Regions from separate parts of the Homo sapiens genome. Here region 2 is linked to region 1. The links are chromatin loops, found by intact Hi-C in ENCODE. Cell type or tissue: OCI-LY7. All regions are shown on one strand. Each heading gives the region's core, and the rest is flanking DNA. Links, peaks and the distances in the headings are about the cores only. Region 1 has its middle 48 kb from the start of WDR19. Region 2 holds the start of TLR10 (toll like receptor 10).

Region 1 (8,511 bases), core at 157-8,156:
TAATTTTTTTAACTTATTTTAAGTTCAGGGGTACATGTGCAGGTTTGTGACATAGGTATACTTGTGTCATGGAGGTTTCTTGTACAGATTAATTAATCACTCAGGTATTAAGCCTAGTACCCATTAGCTATTTTTCCTGATCCTCTCCCTCCTCCCACCCTCCACCCTCCATTAGGCCCCAGTGTATGTTGTTCCCCTCTATGTGTCCATGAGTTCTCATCATTTAGCTCCTACTTATAAGTGAGAACATCCAGTATTTGGTTTTCTGTTCCTGTGTTAGTTTGCTAAGGATAATGGCCTCCAGCTCCATCCGTGTCCCTGCAAAGGACATGGTCTCATTATTTTTTATGGCTGCATAGTATTCCATGGTGTGCATGTATTACATTTTCTTTATTCAGTCTATCATTGATGGGCATTTAGGGTGATTCCATGTCTTTGCTATTGTGAATAGTGCTGCGATGAACATACATGTGCATATGTCTTTATAATAGAATGATTTCTGTTCCTTCGAGTATATACCCAGTAATGGTATTGCTGGGTCAAATGGTATTTCTGTTTTTAGGTCTTTGAGGAATCACCACACCATCTTCCACAATGGCTGAACTAATTTACACTCCCACCAACAGTGCATAAGTGCTTTTTCACTTGTGTGTAACTTGTGTGTAAAAGGAGCACTTCAGTGTATAAGTGCTCCTTTTTCCTTGCCAGCATCTGTTATTCTTTGACTTTGTAATAATAGTGTGGTGTGAGATGGTATCTCATTGTGGTTTTGATTTGCTTTTCTGTAATGATCAGTGATGCTGAGCTTTTTTTCATGGATTCTTGGTGCATGTATGTCTTCTCTTGAAAAGTGTCCGTTCTTGTCCTTTGCCCACTTTTTAATGGAGTTGTTTTTTTCTTGTAAATTTGTTTAAGTTCCATATAGATGCTGGCTATTAGATCTTATTTATTTTTATGCTTAAATTGTCTCCTATTTGGCCAGTGGAAGCCCATCCAACTGGGCCACAATGTCTTCATCAGTCTTTGAGCACAACCTCGTTTTTTGGTTAGATGGTAAGATGTTCCCGGTTCACCTTGTATTTTCCATGCCCCAGCTCTGGAATCAGCCATTTCTCCAAGATATTTTATTCTTTGTTTGTTTGTTTTTGTTTGAGACAGGGTCTCATTCCATCACCCAGGCTGGGGTGCAGCAACGTGATCAGGGTTCACTGCAGCCTCGACCTCCTGGGCTCAATCTTCCCACCTCAGCCTCCCAAGTAGCTGGGACTACAGGTGTGCACCACCATGCTCAGATAATTTTTTATTTATTTTTTGTAGAGACAGGGACTCACTATATTGCCCAGGATGGTCTCAAACTCCTGGGCTCAAGTGATCCTCCCCACTTTGGCCTCCCAAAGTGAAGATCATTCTTTTTTTTTTTGTAAAAATTGGTATTTAGAAGCCAAGACCTGGACATGAGGTGTGTTTATTGCTATTCTCAGGCTGGCTCAGTTCAGAGTTAAGGAATATCTGTTGGTCTGTATCTGTCTACCTAAGGAATATCTGTTGGTCTATATCTGTCTACTTATCTTTCTATACACACACACGCACATATTTGCATATGTATTTATTAATCTATTATCTCTATCTTGAAAACCGTGAGTTTACAACAATATGCCGAATTCCAATTCAACACCACGGGGGTCATCCTTGTTTTTTCCTCTGCTGTATTTGTAACTTCCTTCTCCAACAGTGAAAACCTTGTCTTTCATTTTCCTTAAGATAATTACTAGTTTGATCAATCTTCTATGGAAACAATCTCCAATTTCTGCTACCACACCCACTCCGGCCCAGATGCCCATGTTTTCCTGCTTGGCTCTCACTCTCCTTTCCAGGCAGTTCTCCGTCGTGGATGGCCTCCTTGCAACGCTTGGGCTCTGAAAGCCCACACCATGCACAGGGGTGCTGTCCTCTCCCTCCCTGGGCCCTGGCTAACTAGCCACTGCAGGCTGTCCCCTGGACAGGCACCTTCCCCATCGTGCCCAGGCTCTAATCCCCCAGGTGCTGGGCTGTTCTCAGGTGTGGATATCTCCCTCATCCTACTCAGGCTCTGACAGTCCGGGCCAGGCTGCCGTGCTGTGTGGACGCTGTCCTTACTCTGATGGGGGTCTGAGACCCTGTGCCAGGTCACCCACCCTGTAGCCCACCCTCTTCACCCTGCTTGGACTCCAATACCCCACATTGGGTCACCATGAGTCCTCTCGACACCACTGTGGATGCCATCCTTCCTATACACTACCTAATGGCTTTAGGCCTGAATTATTAAGGAAGGGGCTGGGTATGGTGGCTCACGCCTATAATCGCAGCACTTTGGGAGGCTGAGGCAGGCAGATCACCTGAGGTCAGGAGTTGGAGACCAGCCTGGCCAACATGGTGAAACCGCGTCTCTACTAAAAATACAAAAATTAGCCAGACTTGGTGGTGGGCACCTGTAATCCCAGCTACTCGGGAGGCTGAGACAGGAGAATCTCTTGAACCCGGCAGGTGGAGGTTGCAGTGAGCAGAGATCATGTCACTGACTCCAGCCTGGGTGACAGAGAAAGACTCAGTTAAAAAAAAAATTATTATTATTAAGGAAGGGAAATGATTTTTAAAAATAAACTTTAAATTATTTAAGTACTATCTATGTTTTGAGTAGATTTTTTTTCATGTCTTTGAGCTACCTTAGCTCTGAGAACATAGTGGCGATCTCACACACACACACACACACACACACACACACACACGTGTTAGAATGAATTGAATCACTGTCCCTTTTTGGACCATATCATAATTCGGCCGTGTCTGGTACTGCTGATAAACATATACGCCAGTTTGTTTGTTTTTTGAGATGGAGTTTTGCTCTTGTTGCCCAGGCTGGAGTGCAATGGTGTGATTTCGGCTTACTGCAACCTCTGCCCCCCAGGTTCAAGTGATTCTCCTGCCTCAGCCTCCCAAGTAGCTGGGATTACAGGAGCGCACCAACACGTCCGGCTAATTTTTGTATTTTTAGTAGAGACAGGGTTTCACCACCTTGGCCAGGCTGGTCTCGAACTCCTGACTTCAGGTGATCCACCCGCCATGGCCTCCCAAAGTGCTAGGATTACAGGCATGAGCCACCGCGCCCGGCCCACACCAGTTTTTAATTAGTGCTTCTCATCTACAAATCCAGTCTTCATTACCTGCTCAGTCAACGTGGACATGAGCCTTTTTCTCCTTCGCCAGTCTGCACAGTGCTAATTTTGTCGGTAGAGGGTGCTGGAGACATTGCAGAAGGAAGGGGAGAGGCACTCTGCTGCGGGTTCTGAGCGTCCCCGCCCACTACTGATTAGCTGGGCCATTTCTCAGGGTTGTGTTTGCAGCGAGAAATCTCCAGGACAAAGAGCAGGATAGCCTACCACTTACTATAAAAGCAGTGGATTTCCCAAGCTCCGTGGATTTCCACCTGGGATCCTCTGTCTTGTTCCTGTGGGAATTGAAGGGCACAGGGAAGTGACCCCAACACGATATTCCTACTGCTTTCTGTGCCTTCAGTAATAAAATCCTTTTCCTTCAACCCATGGATGTCTTCTGCCAGCATCCATGAAACCATAACAGGTCAGCTTATTAGCTCCAGTAGGGCAAAAGCAAATCTCAGATCCTGATAACCAGCCAATCCTTTCTGAGTCCAATCCTCTGTTATGGGACATGATTATTTATTTAAAATCTTCCCTGTTCAGATTACCCTGTGATTTCTGTCTCCCAACTGGACTCTGTCTGATACATCACAGCAGCAGACGCATCCTCCTTAGGTGGCTATTCATAGTCCTTAGAATTGTAAAGCATTTGGCTCCCTTCAATGACATGAAACTTCTAATAATGGGTTTATGACTTCCTGCTAATGGCTCATGCTCTCATTTCCATTCATGACTGCTCCACTCAGCATCCCTGCTCTCTGCTTTATTGACAGCAACAGCCCTCTGCACCCAAGTCATTAACTATGCCATCCTTTCTAAAATGCCCTTCTTTTGTCCTTTCACAGAACATATTTAAAAAGAAAATAGAAAGGCACTTATGAAACCTCTCTGTGTGTGTATCCATTCAGGCACACCATAGGCAGAATTATATAGCCTGTTTCTACTCACTAAAAGTAAAAACTTAAAATGTAGCACAGATGTGGTGAGGATGTATCTTGGCATCAAGTATGTATCATCCTGTGTAATGTAGACAGCTTAAACTCACCTCCATGTAGCAATCTTGCAAAGATTTTTTAAAAGGCTCTAAGGTCATACAGATCTGGTTGGTTTTGAAATTTGGCTCTGACATTTACTAGCTAGTTTGCGTATCATTAACTGGGAATAGTCATATCTACTTCATACAGCTGTTGTAAAAATTAAATGAGTTAACATACATATGAAATGCTTACTTAGTACAGTGTCTGTCACATATCAAGTTGACTCAACCTCCCTATGTTAAAATAATCAAATGAACAAGTCTAAAGCAATTTAATAAAATATGAATTTTTAACTCAATTTCACTTAGGTGCCTCCACAGCTAAGATAGTCCCTAATTGTTTTCAGACCCAGAGAAAACTTTCTCAGAGGCTCTTAGAGACTTTCTCAGGGTGGCCCTGACATGTGGAGCTCAGGCCCTCATTCCTCGGTCTTTCACCCCATGCTCTCTTCTTTCAATTACTTTCTTATCATTGGAAGCTTTACCTTGGCTTACCATTTTCTTTGCTAGTATTTGCTACCATTTTCTTTGTAGTTTTTTCCCTCATTCTCATCCTCTCGGAGGCCTCATATTCTAGGTGACGGAAGAATGATCCCCCATGCACAGGTTGGAAATGTTTTCTGTAAATGTCAAGAAAAAGATATAGTCGCTGTCACAGCTATTCAACTTTGTTGTCATAACACAAAAGCTGCTACAGACATCAACAAATGAGCATGTCTGTGTTCCAATAAAACTTTATTTATAAAAACAAATAGCAGACAGAGTTGACCTGTGGGCTGTAGTTTGCTGACTATAGAGCTATAGTTTCTAGGTCTTTTGACCTAGAATGCTGAGGTATAATATTATATTGGGCATTTTTCTCTATCTTTGTCCTTCAGAAAGGTGCTCATTTAAATATGTATTTGTTTGGGAACTTTGCCTTACTACAGATAAAAAATTTTTTTTTAATTAAAAACTTTTTTTTTTTTTTTTAGGAAATGGGGTCTTGCTATGTTGTCCAGGCTGGTTTTGAACTCCTGGCCTCAAGCAATCCTCCTGCCTCAGCCTCCCAAAGCACTTGGGTTACAGGTGTGAGTCATACAGATGAAACCCTTAATTTTAAGTATATTCCTTATGCCAATAATACTTATCACATTTTTATCATGAACTTTAATTGAATAGTTCTACCTGGCTCCCTGGGAGTCTATACTCACAGGTTATTATATGAATGTACATAATTCAGTGCAAAAAAATCTTTAGCTCAAATCTTAAAGCACAATGTAATTAGTTGAAAAAATGACAATGTGCTAAATACCATTAACTATGCAGTATCAGCAAACAACCAAGAATCATAAATTAGCATAATTTTTAACACTTTGATTTAATCTAAAACATCTGCTGGATAAGCCAAAGAAAAATTGACCTGAATAATTTTTATTACTAACAAGAGAGAATAATTTTAAAATTATGACTATTAAAATATATAATATTAAGTTATTATTTTATTATGGTCAGACGACTTGTCACCAGTGTGCAGATGTGGATGGACTGTGGTTTTGATTCCTGCGACTAGACTATCATTTAACATTTTTAGGTATTACAATACTTTCTGAAATGCTCATTATTTAACAGATTATAGTAATGGCAGTCAATATAGTGAGCAATATGAAAGACTAGATAGAATTAGAGAAGAAAGTCTTTCACCATATTTTGAGTAATTATAGAATTGCTTAGTGTAATGAAATGAACACGTTTTAGCATTGTTGAAGGGAATATGAATGAGAAATGTACTAAAATTGTGTAGCTAGGGCGTTTCCCTTGTGCTATTTTCTGTGGGCATTTATTTTTCTGCTTAAATACCTTTCAGAAAGATAGTCTTCCTTGACTGGTAGAAAATGACAATGAAAATATCAAGGCCTAGAGTTTTCTTTTCCTTTCTTTTTTTTTTTTCTTTGAGATGAGGTCTCACTCTGTCGCCCAGGCTGGAGTGCAGTGCGGTGATCTCGGCTTACTGCAACCTCTGCTCCTGGGCTCAAGTGAGCCTCCCAACTCAGCCTCCTAAGTAGCTGGGACTACAGGTGCGCACCATGGCACCTGGCCACTTTTTTTATTTTTAGTAGAGACAGAGTTTTGCCATTTTGCCCAGACTGGTCTCGAACTTGTGAGCTCAAGTGATTCACCCGCCTCAGCTTTCCAAAGTGCTGGGATTACAAGAGTGAGCCAACACGCCCAGTTTAGAGTTTTCTTTGTGGGAAGATTTTCTTTAAATAAATAGGATTATTCAGATTCCTTTTTCAAGTAACGTGAATCTGGGCTGCAGCTTTCCGGGGAGACTGGTTTGTGGTCACCTCTTCCTGGACATTCCAATGCATTTCCTTTCCTTTTTTTGTAGTCTCCTGATAATGGGGAGTGAGGTAGGTGTTCTTCTGGTTTGTCCTTACCTTCGAAGCTGTAGTACTTAGAGGTCCCAGCTATATAGAAATAGGATCTTCCCACCTTGGACAGATCCTAGGTTTTGAGTTCTCTATCCCATCCCCTGGGAGGTCGACAGAACCGAAGGGGAATTTTTGAGAGTTTGGCAAATGCCCTTGGGGCAAAAGAGCTTCAGTTCTCTGCTTATTTTTCCAAGTCTTCTCTCCTTTCACTTGGATTTTTTTCTTTTTTTTTTTTTTTTGAGACAGGGTCTCGCTCTATCACCCAGGCTGCACTGCAGTGGTGTGATCTTGGCTCACTGGAGCCTCAACTTCCCAGGCTCAAGCAATCTTCTCACCTCAGCCTCCTAACTAGCTGGGACTACAAGCATGCACCACCACACCCGGCTAATTTTTGTATTTTTTGTAGAGACAGATGTCACTATGTTGCCCCAGGCTGGTCTCAAACTCCTGGGCTCAAGCAATCCTGCCTGGGCCTCCCAAAGTGCTAGGATTACAGGCATGAACCACTGCACCTGGTTGGCTTTCACTTAGATTTTTGTCCTCTTAATCCTGAAAATTTTGTCTGTGCTTTAATGCTTTAAAGATAACATATTTTATGTTTCATTCTGAATTTGTGGTGGTTTTAAGCAGGATGATTCTTCTGAATAATCTACTCAAACATGGTACCCAGAAACCAATGTCTGCTGAGTTGTTCATGGCTTTAAAAGCTCTGATCCATTTTAGACTCTCACAAATATCTCTTTAAGTAACTTTAATTAAAATATTCCATTTCTTTTACAAAAATATGATATTTGTCAGCCTCACTGATTTGGTATAATTTGGGAAAGCTCAACTAAATTAGTAGAAACCTCCACATGGTATGATGTTTTAAAATAAATTAAATTGTATATCTTGCACTGGCTTGATACAACTAGTAAAGTACCTAGTAGTTGTCTTCAGGGAACTTTAGCAGATAAAAAGGATTTGTAATGTCAGGCTGGGCACGGTGGCTCACACCTGTAATCCTAGCACTTTGGGAGGCCAAGGCAGGCAGATCTCTTGAGTCCAGGAGTTCTTGACCAGCCTGGCCAACATGGTGATATGCTATCTCTACAAAAAAAAAAAAAAAATACAAAAATTTGCCAGGCATGGTAGTGCATGCCTGTAGTCCCAGGTACTTGGGAGGCTGAGGCAGGAGGATTGCTTGAGCCTATGATGTGGAGGTTGCCGTGAGCCGAGATCACACCATTAAGCTGCAGCCTGGGAGACAGAGTGAGACCTTGTCTCAAAAGAAAAAAAAAAAGAATTATTTGTAATCTCATAATTATGTAAATAACTGGCTCTTGTAAACGTGCTTGAGGGTGCTTGAAAAGTTTGCTCGTGGAATAACACAAAGGGCCCGGATTTGAAGAAGTTGGTGAGTCAGGGACGCAGTGTGAGAGGAGCCTACGGCACCATTGTGTGGAATGGGGCCTGGTCATCCTCCTAAAGGTGGCTGCACATTAGAATCACCTGGGTTCTGGCTGGGATTGGCATCCCAAGATGTCACACCTGGAGTGAAGTGCAGGCATCTATGTATTTTAAAATTCTTTGAGTTGTTGGGAACAAGCCCCCCAAAATCTGGCCATAAACTGACCCCAAAACTGGCCATAAATAAAATCTCTGCAGCACTGTGACATGTTCATGATGGCCATAACGCCCACACTGGAAGGTTGTGGGTTTACGGGAATGAGGGTAAGGAACACCTGGCCCACCTAGGGCAGAATACTGCTTAAAGACATTCTTAAGCCACAAACAATAGCATGAGCGATCTGTGCCTTAAGAACTTGCTCCTGCTGCAGTTAACTAGCCCAACCTATTCCTTTAATTCGGCCCATCCCTTCGTTTC
Region 2 (8,511 bases), core at 77-8,076, 350 kb after region 1:
GCAAGCCCAGGCCCTTTCTTCTACCCGTGAGCAGCTCTAGGTCATGTAACTTTCCTACCTGCCTGGATCAGGGACCAAGGCCCTCTTAAAGGCAAGAACTATAAAAATAGACTGGGTGCGGTGGCTCATACCTGTAATCCCAGCACTTTGGGAGGCCGAGGTGAGTGGGTCACCTGAGGTCAGGAGTTCAAGACCAGCCTGGCCAAGATGGCAAACCCCATCTCTACTAAAAATACAAAACTTAGTCGAGCATGGTGGCACATGCCTGTGATCCCAGCTATTTGGGAGGCTGAGGCAGGAGAATCACTTGAACCCAGGAGGAGGAGGTTGCAGTGAGCTGAGATCATGCCACTGCACTCCAGCCTGGGCAGCAGAGCAAGACTCTATCTCAAAATAATAATAAAAATAAAATAAGCTAGCCGCCTGTAAGGTGGTCATGAATCCTCTGCCCAATAGAGACGCTCCATCTTGCATAGTGAGGCAAAGATCTGATCAGATTTCCCTTCTTGGGGGAAGTATTCTCAGAGCGGGCCTCAGCCCTTGACTGTAAGCCATGAGCCTGGGAAAAGGCTGTAGGAAGACACATATAGAAGCAAAGGCAGCAATAAAGAGAAGTGGGGAATAGAAAGAGAAGCAGATTGAGGAAGAGTCAAAGAGAAGTCAAGTCATAGCTAAAGTGGAGAGCAGCCCAACCAGACAGCCTGACCACCACGGCTGCTCTGGGAGTCCCCAGAAGCCACTGCTCCAGGTCTCTAGAGGGCCTGGCTGTGCTGCTGTGTTTCCTTACAGCCTCTAGTGTCTTTAAAATAAACCTCCATCCCCTTGTGGTAACCCAAGGTTCTCTGTTCATTGCAACATATATGAAGGCAGAATCACAGCTGGCCCACGTCTGGTATCAGAGGAAGACATAGGAGGGAAATGTGTGTTTGTGTGTTTGTGTGTGTGCGTGCGTGTGTGTGCGCGTGCCTGCGTGCATGCATGTGTGTAGGGGCAGGGGGAAGTTTTTTAAAAAGGAATAAAAATATTACATCTTAAAGTTATCAGCACATATGGTTCTGAGCATACTATTCTTGGTTGCTAGTTGTGAATAAAGATTTAAACGTTTTAGAAATCTCAGGTGAAGGCAGAGAGAGTATTACATAACCTCTTGGGCATCTGGAGTCGTGAAAAAATTGTGGGCTTTGGAACCAGACTTACTTAGTTTTGAATCTTGGCTCCCTCCCCTATTGGATGATGACCTTGTGCAAGTTTTTTGTTCTCTCTCAACCAGTTTTTCCATCTGGCGAATGGGAATAAAGTATATGTTCTATGTAGTTTGTGGTGGTGATTAGCCAATATCTTGTGTGCAATACTATCTGCACTTAGGAAGTAAATGCAAGCTTAATGATGATGATTAGATGACACAAGCAACAACTCTACTTGGCTCAACTTGTTTTTGGTAAACAAATGTAAAAACACTTAAAGAAAACTTCTCCGTTTTCTGACAATAAAGTATTTAAACATGTTGGTCTCTGGGGAAAGGAAGAATATGTCTTTGGACAACAAAAACCCCAAGTGATTATTTTTCCTTGAGAGGGCAATATACAGTGTGAGTGTGCTGATCATAGTAATTTGAGAATTTCTGAAATGAAAAAGATTTTAGAGCTTAGTTCATCCAACAAGCTGGGAATCCCCTCTCCAACGTTCCTGACGGGTGTTCCTGTCTTCCTACGTTTGTGTAATATAGACATGTTTGTATATGTTTAGGTGAGGAGCAGAGCTGGTTTTGTTTTGCTGTTGTTTTTCTTTTTACAGTTATTTATATTTTGTGTGATTTCCCCCTACAATATATGTGGAAATACATGGACTACATTTTAAATTTAAAAACCCCAATATGATAGTTAAAAAATGTATTTTAAGAACCCACCCACTCCCCAATTTTATAAGACATAAATCTATTATAATCATTCATGTTTAAATTGATCATTCCTCCTGTAGACAAATCCATCTGGAAATTTTCTTCTTTACTCGTGATCTCCAGCAGTCACCTAAATCTTAAGTCAAGTATGAAAAAAACCTCAAAAATGTTGCTTTAAAAATTGATCCGTACTTTGCGATCTACATTTTAAAAAATACCATGCTTATTTTACCACTTCACTTCAAGAAAAGGCCTCTAGGTCAGAGGTCTCCAATCTTTTTGGCACCAGGACCAATTTCATGGAAGACAGTTTTTCCACAGACCGGGTTTGGAGATGGAGGAGAGATGGTTTCGGGATGATTCAAGCACATTACATTTATTGTGCACTTTATTTCTATTATTATGACATTGTAATATATAATGAAATAATTATACAACTCACCATAATGTAGAATCAGTGGAAGCCCTGAGCCTGTTTTCCTGCAACTAGATGGTCCCATCTGACATGATGGGAAGCAGTGACAGATCATCAGACATTAGATTCTCATAAGGAGCACGCAACCTAGATCCCTCCCATATGCAGCTCACAGTAGGGTCCAAGCTCCTATGAGAATCTAATGCTGCCACTGATATGACAGGGTGTGGAGCTCAGGTGGTAATGCAAGCGATGGGGAGCGACTGTAAATACAGATGAAGCTTCATTTGCTTACCCACCACTCACCTCCTGCTGTGTGGCTCGGTTCCTAACAGGCCATGAACTGGTACCTGTCTGTGGCCCAGGGGTTGGGGACCACTGCTCTAGATAACTCCTTTCCACCCTCTTCCTGCCTGATTGCTGAAATTATGGAGTCACCATTCCTACTCCTGCCCATCATCACATGACTGCCCCACCCAACTGATGAAAGGGATAACCGACCTGCACCTTGAAGAAAAGCATCATCAAAGAGCTCTAAGATGCTGTGGAAAACCAGTATGGTAGTTCTGCAAAAAATTAAACAGAATGGTCATACGATCCGTGAATTCCACTTCTAGGTATAGACTCAAAAGAATGTTAAGTACCAACTTAAATAGATATTTGTGCACCACGTTCACAGCAGCATTATTCACAAGAGCCAAAAGGTGAAAACTACCCAAATGTCCATTGATGGATGAATGAATGAACAAAATGTGGGACGTACATACAACAAAATAGTATTCAGCCTTAAAAAAGGAAGGAAAGATTCTATTATTCTATGTAATAATAATAGAAATGATATGGATGAACCTTAAAGACATTATGCTCAATGAAATAAGCCAGTCACAAAAAACCAAATATGGTATAACTCCACGGACATGAGGTACCTAGAGTAGTCAAATTCACACAGACAGAAAGTAGAATTATAGTTTCCAGGGTCTGAGGGAAGGGGAAAATGGGAAATTATTTTTTAATGGCATAGAATTTCAGTTTGGGATGACGAAAAATCTTTGGAGATGGGCAGTGGTGGTGGTTGCACAACAGTGTGAATGTACTTAATTAATGCCACTAAATTGTACATTTAAAAATGCTTAAGGTCAGGCGCGGTGGCTCACACCGTAATCCTAGCACTTTGGGAGGCCGAGACAGGCAGATCACTTGAGCTCAGGAGTTCAAGACCAGCCTGGGCAACTGGCGAAACCCCGTCTCTACAAAAAATACAAAAAACTTAGCCAGGCCAGTTGGTGAGCGCCTGTAGTCCCAGACATTTGCGGGACTGAGAAGCCCAGCCTCTTGCGGGCTTTAGCGCAAGAGGTCAAGGCTGCAGTGAGCAGTGATCACACCACTGCACTCCAGCCTGGGTGACAAAGTGAGACCCTACCTCAAAAAAAATAAAAATAAAAATAAAAATAGAAAGATGGTGAGCATGATAACTCCTATGTTATGTGTATTTGACCACAATTTAAAAAAGTGCTAAGATTATAATGAATATATATAACATGCAATACCAGTAGCATGCAGAAGAGGGCGGATGGGGTTTAAGCTTTACAGAAAACCTCGATTCAATTCCCTCCTGCAGCCAATTCTGACCGTGTCAACGAATCATCCACGCACCTGCAGCTCTGCTGAGAGAGTGCAAGCCGTGGGGTAAGAACCTTAGCTTTGTTTGTTGTAACTCTCATTAAAAAGATATAAGGGCTGCATGGGTATTTTCTAAAAAGGAGATAATTTGAGCTAATATTGAGGGGAGGGAAGTAGGGTTATTTAGATTTTTAGTATTTACTATTTTGTCTAGATTAATGATTAGTGACCTTGGGGCTATTGATCTGAGGAATTTCTTGCAGATGCTTGAGAGCGTGGGTTTCTTTTCACTGATTGCGGATCAAACCTGGTCAGCTCTTCTATTCAGATTGAACGGTCCTATGCACTGTGGCAAGTTTTTTCTAGCTCTTATTTCCCCACAGCGTATGTTAACCTCTGCTGGATGAAACCTTTGGCTATTTAAGGCATATTTGTTGCTCCTTTACCCCGTTGAAAAGTTCTGCATTTGTGTTACCTGTTTAAAAGTAGGGGCAGATCTGATGGATCTTGTACAATGCAGTTCTTATTCCGTTTCCTTCAGAAGTGGACAAAGAGGGCCATATGTGGTTGCTGTAAAGAAGAGGATGGTTAACAACCTGTGAGCATTTGGTTTCTTGATAAGCTTTCTCCCAGACCACCTACACTGAGCTATTAATTAGGAATAGGATGCACTTCGAGTTTTATTTCAATTCTTGTGAACTTATAACTTTCCTAAGAATATATTTATACATGTAGGCAAAGTCTCTTGAACTTTGTGGCACCTAGCAGAGTGTCCCACAGCAGCTGCATGAAGCTTCATAGACAGGGGCATGGGGTGAGAAAGGAGGAAGTGGCCGCCATGGCAGCTGGTCAGATCAATGGATTCAACCTCAGTGATTCGGTCCTTAGGATGTCGTTACATCTTAAGCCACCTCATTTCAAGGTTTGAGGTGCCTTGCATTTGGGTTTAGTTACCATCCAGAAGGAACCAGACAGGTCTGGGTTCAAATCTCTGCTTCTTCAGTTGGTCATCTTGGGCAAGTTACTTTACCTCTGGGCTTTAGCTCCTCCATCTGTAAAATATGAATAATAATGGCCGCCATTTTGTTGAGTCATTGAGGGATTAAACAAGGTAATGGACATAAAACACTTAGCTCCATGTCAGACACGTAGGAAATACTGAAAAGAAGTCATTCTTACTCTTATGTTGCAAAGATCATTCAACATTCAATAGGTTCTTAATCTCTTTTCTATTTCTTTATATCATTGGGAAAAGATAAATTAGATGATTAAATATTCTTTGGTAAAACACTAGTTGTCATTTGATGATGTCTTTTGACTTGGACTTTTAAATTATAAGATATTAAAGATGTATTAAGGAAGGTCATTCTCTGTTTTTTACCTGCTTTTAACGTAGTAGTAGGGATATGATATTAACATATATATACTATTTATAGACTACATCACCAACATGGTGAAACCCCATCTCTACTAAAAATACAAAAATTAGCCGGGTGTGATGGCAGGTGCCTGTAATCCCAGCTACTCAGGAGGCTGCGGCAGGAGAATCGCTTGAACCTGGGAGGTGGAGCTTGCAGTGAGCTGAGATCATACCACTTTACTCCAGCCTGGGCAACAGAGCGAGACTCCATCTCAAAAAAAAAAAAAAGTGTATGTCCTACTTTTAAAATTGCTTTAATGAGGCCAAGCACAGTGGCTCACACCTCTAATCACACCCATTTGGGAGGCTGAGGTGGGAAGATTGCTGGAGGCCAGGAGTTTAAGAGCAGCCTTGGCAACATAGTGAGACCCTGTCTCTATGTAAAAGTTGTTTTTATAAAATGTCATAATGCATAAGTATTGCCTGAGAGATAGGACCTTTACTATTGTTATATTAAGAGAAGTTCAAAAAGAGTTCCTCTCCCATTGTAGTCCCAGATAAGACTGTGGTATTGGGCAGGGGGAAGAAGTGGGTAAGAGATAGAAACTCTGACTTCTCAGCGCAGAGTTCCAGCTAAAGCAACTGGGTTAGATTCTGCTGCATTCTTAAGGGGCCATGGCTCTAAGACCTAGAAGCTTAAAGTCAATTGCTACAAATTAAGCACTCTATGAGAGGATAACATTAAAAGCACCTTTGTCAACCTAATGATTATAACTGCCAGGGTCCTATCAAGCCATAATAGAGCCTGAGGCAAAAGAAACAATCAGCAATACTGATCCTGTCTTTATGAAAAATTTCGATATTTTGTTCAACATAGATTTTTGCATTAATTTTCATTTTTAAAAATATTTCATGTAAACATTATCTTGATTACTGAGTTCCTTGGGACCCCCTTAACATTTATGCCTTCCTTGCTTCACCCGAGTCTTGACCTGATAACTGCCACCATTTATTAAGTGTGATATGCTAGGCATGGTACTAAGTGACTTACATACATTGTCTTATGCCTCTTCACAAGCTCCATTTTACAGATGACAAAACCAGATCTTTCAGAGATTAAATAAATGGTCCGAGTACATAGCTAATGAGTGGATGAATGGTTAACATTGGATTTGAACACAGATCCATCAATCACTAAAACCAAACTTATTCTTTTTTTTTTTGAAACTGAGTCTTGCTCTGTTGCCCAGGCTGGAGTGCAGTGGTGGCATCTCAGCTCACTGCAACCTCCACCTTTTGGGTTCAAGTGATTATCCTGCCTCAGCCTCCCGAGTAGCTGGGACTACAGGCACATGCCACCACGCTCAGCTAATTTTTTGTATTTTTTTAGTAGAGACAGGGTTTCACCATGTTAGCCAGGATGGTCTTGATCTCCTTACTTTGTGATCCACCTGCCTCAGCCTCCCAAAGTGCTGGGATTACAGGCCTGAGCCACCGCGCCAGGCCTACCAAACTCATTCTTCAACCATCATGCCCTGCACTGTATCAGGAATTCACAACATAAATTCATTCATTCAACACATATTTATGAGAGCATATTATGCATCACGTTGTACTAAGGATTAAAACGTTGAAATTCATACATACAAGGATTCATTCATTCATATGTGCATTCAACAAGCAGTAATGAGCAGGCACCATGTGTCAAGCACTATGCTACATGCTGAGGATACAGAAGTGAACAAGACAGACAGCTACCACGGGAATGAACAGAGAAGGGACAGGTGACAAGCAAATGAATGAAAGTTTATTTACTAAGAGGTCATTCAGAAGAGATCATGAATTCATGGAAAATTATTTTCTGCATCTAGTGGCATGGAAATTAAGATATTCTGAATTTTAATGTATAGTTTTAAGAAAACTGAAAGAAAATATAAAGTTTATCATTATACATTGGATACTATGAACACAATAATTTGAGTAGTAATTACACTTCCAGGCCACAGTTGTAAACTGATTTTCTATTAGAAATATTTAAAAGTAGATGTAGAAAACTTACTCTTAAATATATAACAGTTCAAAAATCCAGCAGGAACTAAGTTAATTAAATAGAATATTCACCTGTTTTTTCTGATAATTATCCTGTGTTATATTTACATATTAATGCAGTATAATATTTTAGTATACATTACACTCTAGGGAGTCACTGAAATGTCAGCAAAGAAAAATACGGCCGGAGGCATCTTAAGTCATTTGACCACGTTTTTAAAAGTTGGTGTTTTGAGAAATCATCTAAATGTGGTGACCTTACCAAAATGATTGCTTTTTCTCCAAGATATTTGAGAACACTTACCAGAAACAATAGTTTATGAAATATAAAAATTATATGATCAATGTGGATAATTAATATTTTTACAAAGGAATTCTCCAAGTTTACATTGTAAGGGAGTTCACACAAAGAAACTATGATCATATGTGTTCCCAAGATAAGAGATAAGATGCTCTCTCTCCTTTACTAGTATCAGCAGCTAATGGAAAACTTGGGAGTGGCCCTCTCACTCCCTACTCTCCATAGGTTTTCTGGAATTTCTTCACTTCAAGAAAAAAACCAGACTTGGGAAGGTTCTAGAGAAAGAGAAATACAGATGAGAGAGAGGTAACATTCTAAGTGGCCTTATGTTTTGATTCTGCCCCACCTTTGTTACCCTGCCATGTTTGTGTGCATTCCTGTGGATGGGCGTGCCCACTGCCTCCCTCACCTCCCATCCAGGCTTTCAGAATGATGGGAACATGACACGCACAGAGAATTCTCTCTAACCCATCCTCTTTCTGTTGAGCATATCTTTTGCTCCCTCTGCTTGTCTATGGGAGTGACCTGTCTGAGGGAGGTTGAGGGTCAATGTGTAACAGATACATACAAATGGAAGCAGAAAAACTCCCCCACTAACTTATCACCTGCTCTTGGTGCCTTCAGAGAGCCTGGTGTGGGGACACGTAGAGTTAAATTGTTTACTAATTTGAAATTAGAATCTAACCACTTCTCTCCACTTCCATTGATACATTCTCTCTGGCACAAGTTACGCTATAGTGTCCCAAGGAGTCTTCCCTGCCAGCCTTGTGGCTCCCAGTCATTTCCACCCAACAAACAGAGGAATCTTTTTATTTGTTTGTTTGTTTATTTATTTATTTATTTATTTTATACTGTAAGTTCTGGGGTAC

The links. Hi-C counts contacts between places; a loop is a spot of excess contacts. Peaks named below come from ENCODE experiments on the same cell type or tissue, not always from the same donor. Only the 100,000 strongest peaks of a DNase experiment are listed, where the experiment ranks them.
Region 2: it touches region 1 in a loop (2.5-fold over the local background); 3 of 110 quality-filtered maps call a loop at or near these places.

The regions. Positions count from the first base shown.
Region 1 is chr4:39,130,260-39,138,770 of GRCh38, reverse strand. It overlaps a transcript of KLHL5 not described here. Among named protein-coding and RNA genes, the nearest start is that of WDR19, 48 kb to the left of the region's middle. RefSeq lists a silencer at 3,160-3,209. In OCI-LY7, for the core only: a CTCF peak has its summit at 3,267 (motif pointing right); DNase peaks (open chromatin) are centred at 3,280 and 3,870; H3K4me3 peaks cover 541 bases; H3K27ac peaks cover 932 bases.
Region 2 is chr4:38,778,408-38,786,918 of GRCh38, reverse strand. It overlaps TLR10 (toll like receptor 10), which reads left to right and starts at 3,929. Exons shown (of 4, transcript NM_030956.4): 1 at 3,929-3,998. RefSeq lists enhancers at 4,608-4,777, 4,840-5,049, 7,985-8,154. In OCI-LY7, for the core only: CTCF peaks have their summits at 3,665 and 3,870; DNase peaks (open chromatin) are centred at 3,928, 4,318, 4,758, 5,008 and 2 weaker places; H3K4me3 peaks cover 3,401 bases; H3K27ac peaks cover 3,364 bases.